2 separate regions of the Mus musculus genome follow, and region 2 is linked to region 1. Evidence: chromatin loops called from intact Hi-C (ENCODE). Cell type or tissue: left cerebral cortex. All regions are shown on one strand. Links, peaks and the distances in the headings refer to the core of each region. The heading gives the core; the rest is flanking DNA. Region 1 overlaps Glra2 (glycine receptor, alpha 2 subunit). Region 2 holds the start of Glra2 (glycine receptor, alpha 2 subunit).

Region 1 (8,572 bases), core at 370-8,369:
CCACACAGTTCCTTGTGTCCAAAATCATAAATCTTATCAAAGGCAACATTTTCCTTCCTAATGGAAATATCTTTTCCTCTTGATATTTCAACTTCCACACAGGCCTAGTTCTCTTTGATCAGATCTATGACTCCTGTGGAGTCATGTCTTGAGTCTTCTATAACTTTTTCTGCTTTAATTTAGACTCTACATTCATATTCTCCACAAATCTACCATCTTTTATAGATTTCTTATTTTTGTGTGTTTGGGGGTGTCAGAAGTGGAGTGGTTGTTTTTGTTGGTGTATACCCTAAAGCAAAGACTGGCCAACTTCTTGTGAATCTCATTTGCTGCACCAGTAAAACTAGATTTTTCTAGTTTAGTAGAATATACAATGGAATGTGAAATAAACTCTGCATGCTAGTTGAGGGCCTCTAAAATATTCATGAGGACTTAACCCTTCACTGGATATCTACACTGGCTTCAAGAAAGCAGTACCCTAAGATGGAAGAAGCCAGCCATCTCAAAAACTCTGGCCCACTTCCTCCGGAATAGAGTGTAATGTAAATGAGACTCATTTATCCACTGATTTCAGCCTTTTGTAATTCCAAAGCCATCTCCAGGCATATCTTCTTTGCTTTTGTGCTAACTCTCTAAAAAAACATCTACAGTTATCATTTGCAGAGTCTATTTCATTAATTGTCTCCTCTTTCATTCATTTTACTGGAGTCCTCTCACTAGCAACTCTGCTTTTCCCATTGGTTCTTGTTTTGCCTTCACCTCTAGTGTTCAGTTTAGACATCACATTTCTTTCTTTTTTTTTTCTTTTTTTAAATTGGATTTTTCTGTTTATATTTCAAATGTTATTATTCCCTTTCCCAGTTTCCACTCTGCAAATCCCTATCCCATCCCCCCTTATCCTGCTTCTATGAAGGTGCTCACCCATCCACCCACTCCTGCCTCACCATCCTAGCATGCCTCTATCCTGGAGCATCAAGCCTTTACAGGACCAAGGGCCTCGCCCAGATAAGGCCCCTTCAGCTCCTTCATTCCTTCCCATAACTCCTCCATTGGAGTCCCTGTGCTCAGTCTGATGGGTAGCTGTGATCATCTGCATCTATATTGGTTAGGATCTGGCAGAGCCTCCCAGGAGACAGCTGTATCAGTCTTTTGTCAGCAAGCACCTGTTGGTATTAGCAATAGTGTTTGGGTTTGGTGTCTGCATGTGGGATGGATCCCCAGGTAGGGTAGTCTTTGGATGGCCTTTCTCTCAGTCTCTGCTCCACTGTTTGTCCTTGTATTTCCTTTAGACAGGAGCAATTCTGCATTATCACATTTCTATCTGCAAAGTTCCCCCTGCATTTACTCTTTACTTTCTTTCCAAAGGTGCCTTTATGGTCTCAACCATTGACAGGGAGACCTGGCTAACATAACAATAGGTCCCTTTGCATTCACAACCTCCTAGTGGCACTCTGACCTTTTGCTTCTGTGGAATGAATTTTAAAATACCAATTTCAATTAGAAACACATAGACCTCAGCATTACTATGGCTGCCTCTTGCAGGCTCTGGTATTCAAGATACCATCAGTATGTGTCTGCCCTAGTTATTTAACTTTATCCTACTCTTTCCTAACAGAAACTTTGCTCTTTGTTTAAGCAAGTCTACTTACTGCCCCGCCCCACAGGAAGCCAATTCCATTTCTACTATGACTCATTGTTTACACCAGTGCTTCCCCAATTGAAGGAGTGATTTTTACACCTCAGGGGAAACCTGGCAATATCTGCAGATACTTTAACTTGTTACAACCACTGGGAGGCACTACAAGTATGGGTCAGGGATGCTTCTAGACATCCTATAATGGCCAGGATTTCCATAGCCACATGCTAGTAAATTTTGAGTTCAATAGTCCTAAGGTTAGGAAAGAAAATAAATTTTCCTGACCTCTTAGTACCTATATCTAGTCCAGGGAGTCCCAGTCAGGAATGATGCACGGTTCAAGGACACTCAGGGATTTCTGAAGCTGAAGTGAGGAGCCCAGAACAAAGAACTTAGTGCCAGATGTGAATGTTGTTATTAGATTCAGAAATCTTGCTTAACACTTTGGTCCACTGTGTAAATCTCACACTTCTACTTGTTTCTAGATAATTGCTTCAGGAGTAGCTCATGTTCTGTCTTAAAGATGATGCTTTCTCTGTCTAACATGATCTCACGCATATTTAGGTTTTATAATGTATTTATAGTTAGTTGACCCAGTTTAGTGTTCATGAATCTGCAAAACTCAAGTATAGAATATATTCAGGATTAAAAATTCAATACCTTTCTATCTATGCCACTGAGGACAAACAAGGCTTTCAGTTGTTAGTAAGTGCCCCAAATGTTGCTTTTGATTGACAAAATTTCCAAAAAATTACAGAAATTTTAATCCCTTTCACAATTTTATACAAAGAGGCAACTACAGAAGATATCTAAATGAAAGACAATTTTAGAACATTTAAAAAATATTTATTGTTATTATTTTAGAACCATGTCACTGCCAGCTACTCAGAATGCTGAGGCAGAAAGATCACATGAGTCCAGAAATTCTGGGTTGTAGTGTGCTACAGCCACTGTGTGCCAGTTACCTGGAGTTGGGAACGACTAGGTAGCCTAAGGAGGATACAGCCCAGGATGGAAATAGAGCAGGTCATACATACTTCTTGTGCTGGCCAGTAGTCGGTCATATATTTTAGAGCTGCTAGCTAATGGTGTTCATGTTCCTCTGGATCTGTTTTCACTCAGGGAAAGATTTATTATGTTTTTATAGCTTTACAGCTCATATAGTTTACAAACCTATCTAGTAGAAAAGTAGAGCCAATCAGGTGGCCTAGGTTTTCATGGTGCTAGCTAAGCACCTATTTGTTGTAATTACTGCTGCTTTGGCATCATGTCAACACTCTTTAGAGGTACTTCTCATTGATGAGTTTTCAATTCTCTCCATGTTTTTGAAAACTTGAACGTTTTCTAGAGCCATTGTTTCATTGATGACCTACTGAACTCAATTTCAAAGTAGGAAACCAAGTTATGAGTTTATTGACCTGACTCTTAGAATTTGTTTTCTATATTCAGATGCTAAGCATTTCCCAAGACAAGAAGTCATTTTTTTTTTTATGAGTTGGGATATATTCTATCCCATATTGATGCCCAGGACAATTTATGGGTAATGATGTCACAAGGACTACTCTTTATTCCTTGGGCAAGTATTCCCATAGGACAGTGTGCCAATTAAAACATATTCCTAGCCACTGGGCTGACCACAGGGATCTGTGACAATCCTTTATAAGCCAATAAAAGGGATTGTTTATAAACATGCAGGGAGAGAGTTTTCTAGAGTGGAGAAAATTCATAAGTGGCTATGATAAACCAAGTATTCATTTTAATAGAAAAACAAAATGGTAGTCATAGGACCATCTTAATGTGCCCGGCTATTTTTCTTTTCTTTTGTGTGGGAAGATAAAAGACATATGTGTATGCTTGTGTCAGGGGTACACATGGCTGTGTGCACACATGTGGAGGCCTGAGAAGGAAGTAAGGGGTATTTTTCTAGCACTCTCTATCTTATTCCCTTGAGGAGTCTCTCACTGAACCTGAAGCTCACTCAAGAATGGAAATGAATTTATTAAATGCACAGCAAAATCATATAATGCAAGAAACCAACAAGTATGGAAAGAAGAAGAACGCTGGCTTTGCTCTTTGCTTTTGTCTCTTATCTATACTCATTCATTATATCATCCAAAATAGACATTTGAATTAAATGTGATGCCAAAGATTCTTGGTATTGTACAATTTTGCCTTGATAGTTTCAGGGCCAAATTGTGATTTTTATTGCCTAATTAAAACAGCTCACACCTGCTGTTTAATGCAGGGAAATTAGATTTCCTTGGCAAAGACATATAGTGGCAGAGTTGACTATCTGGTCTATGCCAGTATCCCAACCCTCGTGCATTTTCTTTTCATAGCTGATAGTCTTGTTGGAGTCTAGGCAAAGTAACTTACAATATAGCTCTCATGAAAGTGTTGTTTGCATAAATAGCCATTGGGTGGCAGTACCTTCAAGGCTGGTATCTGAATGAATCAACCAGTTCTGAAATGGTTCTGAGAACCCTTGGGAATCAATTTGTTTGTTCTGCATTTGGTGCTACACAGGATTAGTTAGCTGATATTATTTATAAGATGAGCACATCTCTCTTCATTATAGAAGTCAGAAAACTGTTCAAAGTGGTGTAGCAAAGACATATACCCATGTAACTTTTAAAGAGGGAAGGGGTACTAGAAGAAAACAACTATCCACCCTCCAAATATGCAAGCAATACAAGGCAACGTTCCCTGTACCAAAATTGCACTCTGAAGAAATTCTCCCTAAAGCTTTCTGCAAATAAGGCATCTGGAGAAGCAAAAGCCAGGGAAGTATTTGCTTCTTGAAAAAGGGGAAGAAGCAGGACTCAAGAAAACATTTTCCTAGTGCTTGAGTGTGCCACACTACATTCCATTCTCAGCTAATAGGATTACTACCATTGTTTCCTTTCTGGGACTGCACCTTCAGACAAAAAGGAGATGGATGCTTCTTCTCCAGCTGGTCAGGAATGAGAAGTTAGTGGGAGGTCAGTAGCTAAATGGCCACTATTAAAATACAAAGGGAAAATTGAAAAAAAGAGCTAGCTATTTTGTGTAAATATTAGAAAGTTGATATCAGGGAATGACAAGATGATGCTCCTTTAAATAGATACTAATTCAGTGAGTGTGTGTGTGTGTGTGTGTGTGTGTGTGGTGGGAGAAAAGCATACTGAGGCTTTGTCAATTTGTATTTTCATTCTAGCTGAATGGTCAGAGGACTTGGGAAAATGATTTAACCTTTTGGAATCTCAGTTTCTTCATATTGAGACACAGGTTTCAGTCCAATGGGGTCTATAAAGAATTGAGTATGTCACTTTCTGTAAAACTTGACACCCATTTAGCAGTTTGTAGATGCTCATTTGCATTGGTTTGCAAGAGATGACCATCTGATGTCATTGCATAATTTAAAATTAGCATGATTCAAGGCAATGTCCTCAAGGGGAATAAATGTAAAATTAAATCTCTTTCATTTCATGTTCTATGTATCCATTAAGACGTTATTAGTATTTTTTCCTTTGTCCTACTAAAAATCACACAATCTCGGTTCACATAGATGTGAATCTCATTGTAGTGACATGCTGGATGTCATAAAACCTGATATACTTTTACAGAAAATTATTATCGTCAGTAAAGAACTTTCATCACTCAGGTCTGATTTAGTTATCTCTTACTATAATGATAAGTGTGTTTACTCTTTAACTTTACCAAAATCAGGCAGCCAGTGTTTGAACTGCAATTCACAATTAACCTGGATTGACCTCAAATTATGTTTTTCTAGTTCATTGACCTCTGGGGAACCTCTGTTTGTCTGAAGGTGAGTCTTGAATTACTCATGGACTCTGGTTTCACTCAATGACACCATCTGCAGTGGAAAAAAAAAGCCAAGAGGATGCATGCGATGGCATAAACATGTAAGAAGCAGGGGAACTGTAAACCTACAGCCAGAGAGGATGATAAATATTCAAAGATAAGCACACTGTTCACTTGATCTGTCCACAATCACTTGATCTCTCCACAGTTCGTGCCACATGTTCTTTGTCTGTAAATTTGTCCATTTATTTGTTTGTTAGTTCATTCATTCATTCTAAATCTCTATCTTAACCTAGGTTCTGATTTTACACTTATGAAGAAGGGAGAACAGAAGATAAAATTAATTCTGAAAAAAAAAAACACAAACAAATAAAGAAATCCCCTCTTTGGCCTGGTGATAAAGCTCCGTTGGTAGGATCCTGCCTACTCTAGACAAGGCCCCAGGTATCATCAGGAATCCGGCTTTCATCAGCCAAGCCAGGGGTGGTAGCACATTCTCACACTCACCCAAATTATGTGGTAGACACAGGAGGTTCAGAAGTTCAAGGGATTTTGTCTTAAAAATAATTCAGTCCTGATCTTCAGATTTTACAAAATGAACTATTTTAGACTGGCCCTTTAGATTTGTGGTGATGACAAATGTTTGCCATCTTATAGTTCCTCAACTGGGGAACTGAGGAGAAGAAAAGCCCAGAAGAGCTGAGAAGTCTCCATTCCCTGAAATGTACTTAGTCATTCAGGATTTATAAGTTAATTCTCTGCTCCTAGAATAAGATGAGGCAGCCAGATCAGGAGGGCAGCATTGGGGACACTTCTCATTTTTTATTATTTCTGAATCTTAGAACCTTATCAGAGTCAGTAGATGGGCACATGCTAAGTAAGTGAACGTACCCAAGTTCTCCAGTGTCCTACAGTGATAGTATGCTCACAGTGTTGAGTGATCTGTATAAGCCCCATCGGCTCATAGTTCAAGTTTTTGGTCCTCAGTTGATGAACTTGTTTGGGAAGGATTTAGGAGGCATGCTACTGGGGGCAAGGTTTGAGGTTTCAAAAGACTTGGGCATTTCTAGTGGGCCTATCTCTGCTTCCTACTTGCAGCTCAAGGTGTGAACACTCACTTTTACTGTGGCCAAGCCTTTGTTCTACTATCATGGACTCTAACCCTCTGAAACCATATGCGCCATTAAATGCTTTCTATTTTTATAAGTTGCCTTAGTCATGGTATTTTGTCACATCAATAGAAAAATAAGACACAATGCAAGCCAATTTTTGAGATGACTGATTGGTAAGTTATGAAGAGAATAGGTGATTGTGGGCTATAATTCAGGTCTATATTAGAAGCTCAGTTTAACCTACAGTGCAAACAAAGAAACAAACAAAGAAACACAATCATACCACTTCCTGAAGACTGCCTTGAATCTTGTGCTAAACCTAGGAGACAATAGATGCTCTTTGTAATAAGATTCCCAGCAATACACTTGAAACCTTTTACCACTGGGATCTGGCAGCCCAGAGGTAAAGACAGAGTCTCCTACAGTTTAGTGTTGAAGAGTATTTCACATACAAAACATTATTTAAACTGGATGGCAGAGTCATGGCAGGCAAGAAGTTTTCCTATCCAGTGTCACTCCCATGGCCTAGTTTACCATCTGCGCTATACTTAAATGTGAACTCGTGGTGGAGGCTTGAGGTCAGCAAGGATATCTCCACGGGAGCCTACTTGACAGAAACTTTGCTTTCTTGGCCTTGGACTCTGGGCACTCAAGCTTAGTGTCTTCTAAACTAAAGCTCTTGAAGCTAATCAGCTACTTGCTGTTTCAATGTCTTCCTAAGTGAAACTGAAATGGAAAGATTCCAGAGCCTCACCATACTCCAGGTTCCATGTGGAGAGAAAAAAATCAGAAAAAGAGCTACAGGTCAATCAGAGGTTGGGAATTAGTGTGGGACAAAAGCCTCTGGCTGTGCTGCTGATCTTATTTTTGGTAGCAGAAGTTACCAAAGATCATGTTTCAGCTGGGCCCAATTCCTGCAGCTAAACAGCATTTTGATTCACCTCAGAGCCATATGTCCATGCTTACCATAAGAAACAAACAAACAAACAAATGACCAAACCAAACCAAACCAAACCAAACCAAACCACCACCACCACCACCAACAACAACCAGAAGCACAAATCACTCACTAATTATTAGATGCATATTTGCCTGGGGGAGTCTGTCAGTAATTAAAAACAAATCCTAGAGCCTCCTGAGTAAAATGACATGAATAAATGTGTAAGCTCTTTTAAAGAGACCATGCCATCAGGTGACATTATTATTATTATTATTTTCAGTACAAAAGCATATCACGTAGTTGAAAAAGAAATTGGAAGTGTGAAAAGATTTTTGTTGGGCTCACTGAACACATCAGTTTCTAATATAGCAGTTGCATACATGTGCTTCAGAGAGTGTACATCAATTTGAGTCTCTGAGTAGGATAGAAACTTAGAGGAGACAGCAGAACTATGATGAAGGCAGCAGTGACAAGAGGGCAGACATATGGGCCTTGGCTTAGCCACTGATGGAGTTTGCAAACTTGGCTACAACCTTTCTCCGGTCTCAACCCCACTTCCCTCTTTCTGAGATTCTCTTTTGTAAGAGTTTGTGACTCAAAGGAAACAAAAGGTTAGGAGAGAGAAAACCTAGTCAATAGTAGGGTGGAGTTCCTCCAATAGTAAGATGAGACCTGACAGTCCTAGAAATAGTCTCCAGACCCCTTTCTTTGCCTTCGTAATGCTTTCAGTGACATCTGATAATATATATTCATTGAATATCTCTCTACATGGCAGGGTAGAACTTGCCGAAAATCGAGAATTACCCACTAAGATTAAAGAAAAATACTCATGTAATACCATAATGAATCTTCAAATGATAAGGAGGCACAGTGATAAAATGGATTCTAAGTGTTAGCCTTTGGGTGTCCTAATACTGCCTTGGTTCTTTCTATCTGAATTACTCCGCATATAATGGCTTTGTGCCTCAGACTTATCAAATGAAAAAAAAAGGATAATAAATGGATCCCACCTAATAGATTTTCTGTAAGGGCTTGAGTACACATGAAATAGCAAGTTGTAAGTCCTTAGAACTGGGCCTG
Region 2 (8,572 bases), core at 304-8,303, 130 kb after region 1:
AACTTCATTTCAAATATTGAGTTCCTGAGAAGTGTCCACAAAATTGTAGAAAATTGAATGAACTTACAAATTTTCTTCAGGAAAATGAAACTTATCTGTCTTTTTAATAATCATTGTCAATTAAAAGGATACTTGTTTTGTCAGAGTTATGATATATAACCTTATGGAATGTGCTCAAACTGGGTATATTCAGAGGCATTACATTTAAATAAGAAAACAATTTAGAGTTTAGTTTTCATGCTAATATTTGCCAATAGTAGGAATCAAAACTCCAGGAAAGTAACATGATTAAATTACTGATGAGCAAAACCAAAGTGATGCATGTATTGCTACATAATAGTTAGATTTAAATTATCCCCCTTTATAAAATATCATAAACATTTCACAGTGTATTATGTTACACTCAACAGTTTAGAAAGGACACTTGCCATTTAAAATATGTATTAAAAACAAAAGCATCAGAACAATTCAATTCTAGTGACAATTGTTTGTTTCTTTACTACAGTTTTTTTCTGATTTAAAAAAAAAGAATTAAATGGACAAATCAATTACTTCTACATACTAATAACTGTATTTTGTAATGTTAAACAAGGAAAAACAAAATTAATCTTTTGTTTTCTTCCAATTAACCCAAAAAGTATCCACCAACTCTGACAGGTGTATTTTAGAATCCTATACCATTTCTTTTCATTAATTTCAGATAAATAATTTCAAATCAACAATTGAAATATTTAAATCACTTGGAATTGAAAGTATCTGATATATTAAATTAAAGCCTTTTCTAGCAGAGTTCAAAAATTAGAGGCCTGAAAGAATACAAAATAGGATGTATTATGTTAAAATTCAGAATTTACACTGACATATTGTTGAAAACAACTGAGTATTTTGGTGTACCCATTGAAGTTGGTGAATGTCTTCATAGACGTTCATGCAAGCAAACTCTATCATTGGTTCTTCTATTCACTTTCAGTCACAGTCCAACTTAAGACAAAATAAGGATTGTGACAATAATCTCTGCCACTAGGATTACTTGTATAATAGAATAAAACCAAGGAAAGTTTGTGAACATGTCAAGTGCTAAGTAATATGTAAAATGTTTAAATCTAGAAATATTTAAAAGAAGGCCAAAATAAAACAAATGACATACTTGCTGATTCTTTTTCACAGGGAGGCTGAAATTGTGTAATGAAAACGTACTTCAGTGCAAAGTATTCCTACACCTGAGACATTTCACAAAGCTGCAACGTAAGTTTTCACTGGAACCTACCTTTAAAATTTGGCCTGATTCTTGCATCATATCCTGATGTTCTTCCCATTAATTTATCCAAGAAATCTGAAGGAGATAGGGTCTGCGAGGGATGTTTTCCAGACCTGGAGTCATGGTCTTTGCAGAAAGCTTCCCTAAACACATTATTACCTCTTTTAGTAAGAATTACCCTTTCATTTTCTTAGAACTAATACAGAGCATTTGAACCACAATTTGCAAAAGATATTTAATACAAGAAGAAAAATTTGAGGTCTTGATCAACTTCTCAACTTGAACAATTTTTAAAGTTAACTTTAACTGAATGAGAAGAATCAATCCTGAGCAATGTCAACCAAGTTGCTGAACTTTATATTTTGTTGAAGGTGGGATAATGTATATTGATTCAGGTTCCAGATTTGTGGATGTACAAAGGATTTTTGTTTTTAGAATTATCAGAGAACTGAACACAGTTATTTAAATTCACATGATAACATAATATCAATTCTTCATGGCTATAAAAATCATTACATTTCAGCTTTAAGCTTATCTTTTACCATTTATGAGAAATATATAATAACAAGATGGACTGAATAATACAGTTAATTATTACATGCTTATTTTCTCACTTGCTACCATTCTATTGCAGCTATCAGCATTAGTCTTTTCCAGTGTGTTATCTGAAAAAAGAGCCTTTACTTGGTATTTTACCACCATTTTAAAATAGAACCATAATGAGTATGTTACTTGAATTATTTTCTCAGTTCTTATTCATATATGAATATGTAAATTGCTGATTCTCCAATAGCTCATTAATGGAATATCATTTCTAAGGCATTGGACCTTTTACATTATCAAAAACAGGAAAAGGTAATCAAAAATTTCTCAGATTTTTATATCCATTTTAGAAATCATAAAGTGTATATAAAATCACATATTTGTTTTATAAGATAAATTCTTTCATAATACATTTCTAGTTGACTGAATGTCACTAAAGTGTTTGTGTGTACATATATGTATATGCTGTATATATATATATATATATATATATGCATGTGTTTTAAATAATTTGTTACTTCTGCCATTAAGATAATACAACACTCATATCAATTTTTCAAATCAGAGGTATTAATTATAAGTGCAAAGATGTTATGAACATTTGGTGGGAGTTAAAAATTGATTTAGTCATCCAGAAATACTCACATTTCCATATGCAGATTCATCTGATTAATTGAATATTATTTTACTATGATGGTGGTTGGAATGAGGCTGATGATGATGATGATGATGTTGATGATGATAATGATGATGGTGGTGGTGATGATTCTAACAAAAACCCAGCCTACAATCTTTCTTAATGATAGTAAGAGGTGTAAACCTGAAAAGAACATAGGGGTTTTTCCCAGTACCCATAGCATTATTTCTATGTGTTCAATTTCTCCTGGTTCTGTGAAAAAATAAAATAAAATCTTTTAAAACATTAAATGACCTATATTTTGTTTTAATAGCATTTTTTTTTATGTCTAGCCTGTCTTAGACTCTATGTCATTAACTGGATATTTCACTCACTGCCAATAAAACTGATTGAAGTATCAATTGATTTCACAATTAGTAAATTATATAGAGAATACAAGCATGCAAATATGACATCTCACTTGTTTTAATTATCCACACCCCATTTCTCATACAGACATAAGTACAAAGATGTCATTTTTAATTAAATTTTGATATGCAATCAATTCTCAAATAGACCGAACAAGAGGATAGAGTTGCATAAAGATATTTACTACTTGAAAAAAATGTCTAAATCATAGACTTCATAGTACAATTTTAGTTAGTGAGATATAAGAGAAGTCCCAAGTTGGCTGAGAATCAGCGTTCTTATTTATTTTACATCAAATGAGCGTGCTCCTGGGGAATTAATCCAATCACTTCCACCATATGAAAAAAGGAACATTGCACCCAATAATCCCTTTAAATGACTTCCAGAAGAATTTGAAAGCTAAAGATATCAACCTTACACAGTAATGTAAAGAGCACACAACTCACTAGTCTAATCTTAATATCACATTGACGGCGAAAATGTGTGCCAAAATGCATAAAGTGCAGCTATATAACATAAAACTTGCTTTGGTGAACATTTGCCTCCCTCCCACCATAATTAAGCTTTTTTTTTTTTTTTTTTAATGAACAAAAGAAAGCAAACTCTCCTCTCCGACATTGGAATAGTAGGATTTAGGGAACAAATAGACAGATCATTACATACTTTCTCTTTCAAACAGTTTTCATGTGGAAAATATAAGCATGCAAAATCATTTCACCTACCTGAAGTGGTTTGTCCCTAAGAAAAATGCAAACAAGGCTGTCAAAATGTTCACTAGCTGCCGGTACATTCCTGTTTCTGTGATGGTTGTGGAAAATATCCCGAAATGATTCCAGAAAGGAGACTAGGACAAAGTGCCTATTTATTGTCCAGACTCAAAATCTGGCAGGAATCTAGTTTCCTTGAAAATCAAAAAGAGATTTGGGGTTGTACAGTTTGCTGAGAAAAAACAAAAAGTGCCAGTCTTGGGCATCATGGTCAGGTCAAACCAAGACTCAGAACCATCAGTTAGCCCAGGAGAGACAAAGCCTCAGAACTGATGAATCCCCTAGCTGCTTTTCCTGAATAATAAAAATGCTGTTACCTTAATCGCATCACCATGCAAAGGGGGCTGGTGACAATGCCACGCTGGAAGTCAGGCTGCTGTAGCTTTTGTTTTATATCTTTTCTATTCAGCAAAGCCCCTCTCCTTAGGAAATGTTCTCTTTTAAAAAGAAGTTGCAAATGAGGGAGAAGAAAAGACTCTGTATATTGAAGTGTTTGGGGGAAAGAGGGAAAAAATGCTGCGATCCTGTGCTGGAATGAGAGCTACAGAAAGAGACGGAGACGTGATCTTACCCAGCCTATAAATTTCAGCACTCGGACAGCTCCTAGCTCTGAAGTGCGCATGTTTCCTTTTTCAGTAGCTTGGGGCGGGGGTCGGAGAGAGGCTTTTGAGAGGAGATGAGCCTGCTGTTGAAATGCAGAGTGACTGATTCTTTGGTAAGGGGCTACTGAAAGGAGTGCGATAACAACTATGGCTAGAGTCTGTGTAGAGGGAAAAGGTGAGGCTAGGGTCGAGCTCCCAGAAATGCCTGTGGGTAGGCGGGAAAGGAGTTTGAAGCAGAAGAGACTGAAAGAGGATTAAAAGTATCAGAAAAGTAAACTAGGACAACAGAGAACAAGATCCAGGGAACTGAAATTATAATAGGGATATAGGAAGTCAACATCTAGTCAGCGGAAGCTAGAGGAAAAGCGAAGTCCTGTGCTGAAGGCTGAAGTGGAGAGTGTATTTCCTCGGCATAGAGAAGCTTTCACGTACAAAAAAAAAAAAAAAAAAAAAAAAAAAAAAGGTGCGCGGAGATCAGCAATTTAGAATATCTTCTGCCTTTCTCAGCTCTTGAGTGTTTTGTTTTGATTTTAGCCTCTTGTTCCTAACTGATCTATCTTCCTACTTGGGAAAGTTCGTTCTACTGTTCAGTGCATAAAATCTTGGGGCATCCTCAAGTCGCAAGTAAATACCAAAAGGGAAAGAAAAGGACAGTGAGCCAGCAGGGGGCAGTAGCAATCTTTTCCTGCCCGAATTAAGGTTTGAACAGGGTTCCATGATAGAAATGGAGCAAGAAAAAGTGAAGACTGGGGGCTTAGTCTCACCATTGCAGTACAGAGTGTTAATCACCAATAAGGGTCAAATAATTAAGTGGATTTTTCCTCTTCCCACACTGGCTGAAAACTGATTGAAAGTTCCTGAGTTCAGTTCAAAGCATATCACATAACCTGCTCTCTCCAAATGAATTTACCAATACTATTAATAAAAAGAGAAAGGGGAAATATTTTAACAGTAGTAACTAGTTTCCCTTGAAAATGTGCACTTACGATGAAGTGGGTGAGGAACTTGCATTTGTCCATGAAATATCACTCCTTAGCCACCTTGGCACTCTACCACAGGACTTGATTTGAGAATGCTTTACTATTGTTAAATTTATCCCATAAATGACAAGCTTATCCTTGGGTTGGCTTGAATATCAAAGAAAAGTCACAAAAATTTTATACTTTTTCAAAAGTAGATTCTGAGAGGAAAAAATATCTAAGTTCTTTTCATTTTTTTTTTTTTTAACACAGGAAGGTCCCAAATTATGATACTGTAGACCCGAGGAGAAATGAAGAACTAGAATACAGTCTTTAGGAAACCAAATGTCTGCAGGCTAGGTAAAGAGGCTATGCATGACAAAAAGACAGAATAGGAGACAATCTTGGAGTCCACTGTGTCACAGGAGAAAAACTGTGAAACAAGACCAGTGGTATTACAAAACATGGACTTGTCAAGTAAGATAAAAGTAGATAAAGAATTCATTAGCAAACTGAATGAGAATTCTTTCTGTGACTTAAAAGGTATAGAATCTAAATTGAGAGGAACTGAGAAGTAAAATAAATAGGGTAAACTAGATGCTCTCTAAATCGTCTTCCAGATCTCAAATAATAGTGTCACAATTCTGTGCTAGCATCTGGGTGTTTCTTTTACAACTCACTCCATTTAACTCCTTCTAGTATATTAACTTGGCTCTGTTTTGAAAGAAGGGGTGAAAATTTGTTTTACTTTGAGCATAATTACAGTATTATATTTGGGACAGTCATTTTTTTCTACTATTATCTCTTCTTTATTTTGGGGATATTCTTAAGTCTTCACACTCGCATGTACACATGAGTACACACGGCCTTTTCCATACTGAATTAACTGAAGAGGTATATTTCCGGGAACTGATCTTATTTTGGCTGGAGTATCAGGCCTGCAGAGATACAATCAGGTCTAGAGTTTCTGTGTGGTGTAGATGATCTTTAAAGTGAACAGATTCAAAACTGGAATAAAGGGATGTCTCACACTACACCATAGAGTTTTTGTTTGTGTGTTTGTGTTTAAAATGAGGCACTTTTTTCCTAAGTTTAAGTATTATTAAAACAAATGCATGGAATTTATTTTGAATGTAAGCAGAATGTATGACTTTGATATATTTTATCTCAGGAAAGATTCAGAAACTCTTATTGTCTGAGTGATATAAAATGCTGGTGAAAGGTCACTCAGAACCTTGCTGTTCATTGTATGACCGTGGGCCAAATCCATGGTCATTAGGTAAGAAGAACTTATTAGAAATCTCTATTAGACAATATTATGATACTATAATTTCCCTAGTCTTTTCCTGTAAACTACAGATACACACACTCACACGTAGACACACAAACATATATATGACTTAGTCATCCATCTGCTTCTTTGATCATTTCTGCTTCATATCTCTATATATCTTTAAATTCCTCCCATGATTAAACATGTTTGAAAATCCCCTCTGACCTTCTTCTGTAGTATCTACTCCACTGTCACCAACCAATGGACAAAGCACGCTCTCTGAGATGTCTTTTTCATGCACCTCCACAATGAGGTTTTCACAAAGCTCCATTGATTTGTCTTCTATTTGTCGTCTACCTTTTTTTTTTTCATCTTAACTTCTCCAATCCCAGTTGTGAGATTTTGATGCTGTTGTGTTATGCACCTTACTAGTCCACTAGAACCAACAACCTCTTTAAATATGCTCCAAGCAGAATGAAGGATTAAAATTAGAATCTGATTATGCATAACCTCTAATTAATGCTATGGTTCACCACTGATCTTTGGGTACAAAAAGAAAATTATTTAATATGTTCAAAAAGTCCCACATAATCTGATTATACTTACACTTTTCCTCATCTTGACCCTTTTACAGCCTGTCCGTTTTAATCAGTTTGAGCTTCTTGGGCTTGCTGTAGTGTTTAATCTCATAGAATGCTCAACTACATTCAAAAAGTCTTTCCTCATGAAGACCTTAACTTATGTGGGATAAAAATGGGGTCCAGCGTCCAGCCCAGGGCTTGGCTGCTGGGTGAGGCAGGACGTGGGAAGTCCAACTGTGTAGACCCCATGCTGCTGCCAGGTAAGGCTCGGGGTCTCAAGGCCTACACGGAGGCCGATTTTGGCAGGGCCTAGTTCTTGGACACCACAGATGCTCCTAGATGTCAAGGAAGCTGAGAACAGAGTGTGGGCCCAAAGGAGGGGCTGGGGGGGAAAGCACAGGAGGAGGGAACTCTGGCAGGTTCTTGCAGGGAGGAGAGTCTTTGTCTTGCTGGGCCGGGTGGCATGGTGGTGGTGGAAGGAGCTAGGAATGAAGGGGCCTCCTGGCTGGAGGTTAGATGGGCAGATCTTTAGAGGAAGACTTGCTTCACTGCTCCAGTGCTGTGGATCCTGATGAAATGAGGCAGTCCATGGTTTTAAGGCATTTATTGTAGAAAGGCAGAGAGAAGGAGAGAGTAAGGAAAGAGGGGCCAGATATGGCCACGTGGAGAGGCAGGGTGGGGGGAGAATGGAGAGAGATGGAGAGAGACAAGCAGGAAGCAGGAGAAAGAGCAAGAGAGTAAGAGCAAGAGAGCAAGGAGGGGGCAAGCAGCTCCTTTTATAGTGGGCTGGGCCTACTTGGCTGTTGCCAGGTAACTGAGGGAGGAGGGCACCTGGCTGATGACAGATAACTGTGGGGGTGGAGTCCAGACAGAATACCAGGAGCTTGGCTCCTTGTCTACATGACTGATGGCCACAGAATTATGGAGCTGGGGCCTCCTGTCAGGAGTCTAGTGTCTGGGAGCATGGCAAACAGCCCTTGCAAATTAATCTTCCTGGTCTCCGGGGTTTAAACCTAGCTTGACCAGAAAACAGGCTGCCTTTCATGGTCCCACAAACTTACACAATTCTATCAGCTCTTTCTACTATAAGGAAGTTTAATATTCCCAATCTCTGATTCATGAACCATAGTTATCATTTCATGAATAGTCTGGTATGATTACCTAGTGTTATGCATTGGATGCAGAATGACTCTCAAATCATAAAATATTGGGAGTTTGGGTCTCAATGCAATCAATGTTCAGAGACAGAGTTTGGTGACCATGATTGGATCAAAATAGTTTGAACTTCTCAATGGATTAACCTAGTAATGAGCTCATAATTTAATGTCTAGTAAAAGGTGGTAGAAACTTTAAGAAGTTGGTTTTACTTGGAGGAACTAAGTCACTCGAAGTGTGTCCTTGTAGGCTATATCTTGTACCTTATTCTTTGTTTTCCTTGTGGCTACCATGATGTGTCACATAAAAAGAGCATTTATTGTATCATATACTCTATCACCATAGTGTTTTACCCCAACACAACCTCACTACGACAAGGTCAAGCAATC

The links. A loop is a pair of places that touch in the nucleus more often than their neighbours do. Peaks named below come from ENCODE experiments on the same cell type or tissue, not always from the same donor. Only the 100,000 strongest peaks of a DNase experiment are listed, where the experiment ranks them.
Region 2: it touches region 1 in a loop (4-fold over the local background); 4 of 42 quality-filtered maps call a loop at or near these places.

The regions. Positions count from the first base shown.
Region 1 is chrX:165,189,700-165,198,271 of GRCm38, forward strand. All of the region lies in intron 7 of Glra2 (glycine receptor, alpha 2 subunit), which reads right to left. Among named protein-coding and RNA genes, the nearest start is that of Glra2, 130 kb to the right of the region's middle. In left cerebral cortex, for the core only: CTCF peaks have their summits at 1,790 (motif pointing right) and 4,047; DNase peaks (open chromatin) are centred at 1,767 and 4,054.
Region 2 is chrX:165,323,234-165,331,805 of GRCm38, forward strand. It overlaps Glra2 (glycine receptor, alpha 2 subunit), which reads right to left and starts at 4,160. Exons shown (of 9, transcript NM_183427.5): 1 at 3,569-4,160; 2 at 1,268-1,401. The coding sequence starts at 3,636. In left cerebral cortex, for the core only: a CTCF peak has its summit at 4,871 (motif pointing right); DNase peaks (open chromatin) are centred at 4,263, 4,383 and 4,859; H3K4me3 peaks cover 1,766 bases.